Regions from separate parts of the Mus musculus genome. Here region 1 is linked to region 2. Evidence: chromatin loops called from intact Hi-C (ENCODE). Cell type or tissue: left cerebral cortex. All regions are shown on one strand.

Region 1 (2,500 bases), 210 kb before region 2:
CAACTGAGATCACAGTCCCTCGGGGAAAATCATCAACAAATACAAACTCGTAGCCTGTGTGGGTAAGGAGGGCCCAGCTGTTGATGCAAACTGAGGTAAACACCTTTCTGTAGCAAAGTTGGCTCAGAAAGCAGACAGTCTTCCTGAGAGACATTAAAAGATACAAATAGGGGCTGAGATGACTTAGAGCTTAAGGGCCTGCATTGCTCTTACAGAGGACCCAGATTCTACTCCAGCACCCACACTACCCAGCTTATAATTCCCTGTAACTCATGCTTTGGGTAATATGATGCTTTCTTCTATACTCTGTGGGTACACACACACACACACACACACACACACACACACACACAACACACGCATGCATGAACATGCATGCACACCTACTTTTAGAGCGCGAGTTTAGAATAAAATATCATTCACTGCTAAGAGCAGATCTCGATGAATCCCTTCATCAGAAAGGGTCACCTTCTTGAGCTGTGAAGTAAACAGAATACCCCGTGGTTAATAGGGCCATTATAGAATTATCAGCCAGTGGTGTCAATTACTTTTACAGACCCTTGCGAAACTATTTCTCCTTGGGTTAAAAATGCATAAACAGGTCTGTACTTGGGTGGAAGCTAGATGCGAGAAGGCTTTGGAAATGAGCTACTGCTTGCAAAATGACCGTAAAAGAAAGTCAGGTTGTACTGTGGGATGCCCCCTGAAAGAACCATGCAAAAGCAGGTTAAATCCAAACTAGGTGGCTGTCCGAGGGGTGTGTGTGTTTACAGGCAGTTGAGATTATACTCAGAAAGCTCAGAAAGCTTAACCAAAGTAGGGGTGGGGGCAGCAGCTGGCACTACGTCCCTGGAGTGGTGGATAGGATAGAGAAAGCACAGCACAGACTTGCTCTTAGATCTGTGTGAGCAAAGTCTTGGGCTGCAGGCCCCCCCCCTCACCCCCACCCTCAGGCCCCTCTTGCTGGCTAAGGCCTCTCTGGGCTGTGCTGGCCACGTGTGATCTATTTCAGCCCAATGGATGGCAGTGAAGAAACCCCACTTTTCAATTTTCGTCAAAGCTAAAAGAGAAGCTATAACAAGTAGGCATAAACTGATCCTCAAGTTTAGGACTTAAGTGACATGAGGGAATGGAAGGTTCCTGTGCATCTAAGACCCAAAGACTCCTCACGCCCAGCACTAGAAACCCCTATTTCTCGGTGGCGCTCCCCTGTTTTAGCGCCTGAGTCCACTGCAGGTTAAAAAGAACAAGAGGCTGGGCGAAGGGTGGGCAGCTAGGGTCCGGCTCCATCTCTTCCGCCTCGCCGCGAAGCTGATCACTGTGTCGCCTCGGTTCTCCAGCGCGCGGCGCTGCGCCCGCTTTTATCCAGAGACGCGTCGCTTCGTGCGCTGACAGCGCGGCTCAGCCCGTGGGGCTGGAACCGAGTAGCATTCGTTGAATCTGCGGCTTTCATGACGTCTCCCTGCAAGGTCTATCACTTTGCTCCTAAACGAGGATTTATTCCCTCTGCCACTCAAGGCTGTCCCCCAGTTTCCTCGCAACCGGGCTTCCTCCTCAGTCCCTGCCCACACGCGCACTCCTCTGCCCCGCGGTGGCCCCAGCGCCCAGCCCTCCAGCCAGAGGGAGCCAGTCACCAGACGGCAGCACCTGGCTGGAGAGGTTGGGCGGGCCGAGGGTGGGGATCCGCGGGAACCGGCGAGTCGGAGCTGGAGCAGGAGCTGGACCCAACCGCTAGCAGCAGAATGGAGTCTCCTGAAAGCCTGCCGGGGCTGATGTGAAATTGGACCATCTGCTTCCAGTTGGTCTGTTTCCTCCTTTTCTTGTATTTTCTTCCCTCGCCATTCACCGTGGAGTGAATTATTGAATCTTGCTCCGTTCCGAGAGAGGCGATCAGGATGGAGTGAACCTACCCTGTCCACTACAAGGTAAGCAGTGCGTTTGAGTTGCTGAAAGCGAGGAGCTGGCATGGATCCCAGACAGATGTTCCGTGTCCTAGGATCCTCGAGCCTTCGGGTCCTGGCTGCCAGGTCCCCAGCCCCACTGTGGCTGCTTGCATTCCCTACTCAGCGGAGACATGATGCTGAAGTCCACCAGAGGCAGGAAAAGCTGCCTTTGGTTACATAACCAAAAGGAAATGTGTCTCATAGGGTTTTCATTAGCTGCTTAAAAACTCGCCTGGGTGGGTGGCGGGAGGAGGGGTCTGCCTGCCCTGGGCGCTAGAGAATGGGTCAGTTACTGTGGACCTTGCTCCAGCACCTCTAGTGAAGATCAAACATACAGATGATCCCGCAGGCAGGGGCGGCTGGTGGGGTAGGCAGGGAGAGTTAGGAAAAGCCCATTGTCTTGGTGGAAAGCGGTAGCCTTGTTCTGTTTGGGCATAAAGAGGAGAGGATGCGAAGGAGGAAAAGTGAGCAGAAGGGCGAAATGAACCTGAGACAGGGGAGGACTTCTCATAGTCTTCATCAGTAAACCCGAGATGTGCCGTGCTGATGAAAGACAA
Region 2 (2,500 bases):
AAGCTGGGGTCACTCACCAACCCAACTCCCAGGCCTTGCTCACTCACTACCCTTTCTACATGCTGGCCTGGGGCACAGTTTAAAGGTGAATAAAGTCTGTCTTGCATACCCTTGTGCCAAGGTACCAGCATCCACAAACTGAGCCTGGCTTCTGGGTACCCTATACAACCCCCATGCCCTCCTGGATTCTCTGTGGAACCTCACAGGGTATTAGGACTTTCTGCCCACTTTCATTCTTCATGCAACAGTACATAACAGCAGCCTGGCAGCGTCTAGCTGCAGAGCTCCATAGTGAACAAAGTGCAGGAACTCTGTCACTAGCTCAGCACCACTTTACCTAAGTAAGCATTTGATCTTTGTGGTTCCAGAACCTTCTGGAAGGGCTCCTGAGCTTTCTCTTAGTCTTAGCCCAGGGGTCACTGCCCTACACTACAGACCCAAAGTGGTCCTCTACAGCACTTCAGTAACTGCACAGAGCCCCCAAGTCATCTGTGAGTCTAGCTGAAACGCTGGCTCTGACTCAGCCAGTGAAGGCGAGATTCTGCATTCCCGGAAAACTGGCAGGAGCCCCCGGTGAAGCAGTGTGGTTGGGACCTCCTGTGAGGAGAGCGGTGCCAAGCCACAGCTAGAAACTTTCCCAGCAGGTTCCTTCACTGCCTTCTGAAGACACAGGCGTTCACCTTGAAGATGATTCTAGAAATATACCTTTGGAAGTCAGGGGAACCGACAGACTTCCAATCCTGAAAGGGGAGGTCATGAGGGGTGAGCTTGTGGGGGTCACTGTTTCTGGCAAAACAGTCCAAAAGTTTCTAAAGAGAATCTTCAGAATCTAGACTTCAGCTCCTTACGGCCACCCAGCTTCTTCTGAGACTGGAAAATTCTACATAAGCAAGGAAAAACTGACTGTATCCAGGGAAGGACTTGGGGAGGGGGGATGTCAGCGCACCCCTGAAGCCATAGACACCACAACCACCCTTCCCAGAGATTCAGAGGCCCAGGAAGCCTGAGACCCTAGGCTTTCCAATTCCCAATTCCGAATTTCCAATTTCCAGCAGCGGATACCTGGAGCCTCAGACCAAGGATGAAGATGCGCAAGCGCCAGCGCCACCTGGCGGCGCAGCGGCCACACAGCCGCCTCTGGAGCGCAGAGGTAGAGCGGTTAAGAGCAAAAGCTGTCACCCACACAACAGGCCCAACATTCCTTCTCCGCTGGAGTTGTCACATCTCTGAAATGTAGCCACCACCTATGAAACTCCAGATGCAAGGAAAGACTTCGGGTTTTCAGCGGCCATTACTTCAAAGCGACTCTCAAGCGACTTCAGATGCTGGGAAAATACTTTAAAATTACAGCCCAGTTTGTAGCTCCTAGCCCCAGCCCAGGAGGCACTTATGGAGCCGTGCGAAGGACGGTGCACTTGCTGCTCTTTCAAAGGGCCAGGAGTTCAGTTCCCAGCTCCCACAGCAAGCAGCTCACAAATGCATGAATCTCCAGCTTCAGGAAATATGATAACATCTTGTGCAGGCACGCACGTGTGAGCACACACACACATACACGCTCACACGCATGTGCAAACACATGCACATGAGCTCGAAAGAGAGAGAGGAGGAAGGAGAGATGGAGGGAAGAAGGGAGGAAGGAAGATGGGGGAATAAAGAAGGAAGGAAGCAAGGAAGGAAGGAAGGAAGGAAGGAAGGAAGGAAGGAAGGAAGGAAGGAAGGAAGGCAGGCAGGCAGGCAGGCAAAGAGGACTATCTGGGCTAAGTACTAATCCAGCAGGATTTCCTGAAAAGGACACAGCTTCCGCTCTGAGAGGGTCACTGTGAAGGTGCCCAGAAGGAACTAGAGTGATTCTGCATGTATTCTGTGTTGGTATGTGAGCTATGGCTGACCAGCGTCTTGGGTCTTGGTTTGTGGGGGCTCAGGGGTCCCCTCTGAGTTATGGGCTAAGCTTAAGTGGGATGAGGGACATGATGAAAGTCATTCCAGGGGTGAACAGGAGTGGGCAGGTTCTCCCCAGACCCATACCTCAGAGTAACCTGTTTCTACTGCCCCTATGACCTCCAGTCAGAGGGGGGGTATATGACATGGGGTGGGGAAGCTGTAACTTTAAGGGGAGCCACAGACTGCAAGTCACACTGTGAAAGCAGCCAGATGAGCCCTGCAGGACAGGGGAGATCCCCTGAGTTTTCTCAAGGCCTCTTCAGGTGTCCCACGTACCACAGAGAACCTCTTCCCTAGCCTTTTCCTGCTCTACCTAATAAACTCCTCATTCTTCAAAGCCCAGCCCATCTTTTGTAAGAGTGTCCCTGTGTAATTGAAACCCGTGAGTCCCTCCCTTCCTGCTCTAAAGACACCTCTAAGGTTATCAGACACACTCATCTGCCTCCTGTGTCAGGGTCCCGACCTGGCACTGTGTGTAGCCAGCCCAGTGCCCAGTGTGTGGGGTGAGCCAATCGGATTTAACAAGCAGTCTAAAGCTCCTGAAGCAAAGACCCACGGA

Evidence for each region. A loop is a pair of places that touch in the nucleus more often than their neighbours do. Peaks named below come from ENCODE experiments on the same cell type or tissue, not always from the same donor. Only the 100,000 strongest peaks of a DNase experiment are listed, where the experiment ranks them.
Region 1: it touches region 2 in a loop (6-fold over the local background); 11 of 42 quality-filtered maps call a loop at or near these places.

The regions. Positions count from the first base shown.
Region 1 is chr16:94,996,612-94,999,111 of GRCm38, reverse strand. It overlaps Kcnj6 (potassium inwardly-rectifying channel, subfamily J, member 6), which reads left to right and starts at 1,416. Exons shown (of 4, transcript NM_010606.2): 1 at 1,416-1,925. Gm31407 (a long non-coding RNA gene) reads right to left here and starts at 884. Exons shown (of 2, transcript XR_385080.4): 1 at 388-884. In left cerebral cortex, a CTCF peak has its summit at 1,343; DNase peaks (open chromatin) are centred at 1,431 and 2,094; H3K4me3 peaks cover 1,624 bases; H3K27ac peaks cover 1,408 bases.
Region 2 is chr16:94,786,977-94,789,476 of GRCm38, reverse strand. All of the region lies in intron 3 of Kcnj6 (potassium inwardly-rectifying channel, subfamily J, member 6), which reads left to right. Among named protein-coding and RNA genes, the nearest start is that of Gm41507, 63 kb to the right of the region's middle. In left cerebral cortex, a CTCF peak has its summit at 1,116 (motif pointing left); DNase peaks (open chromatin) are centred at 585 and 1,114.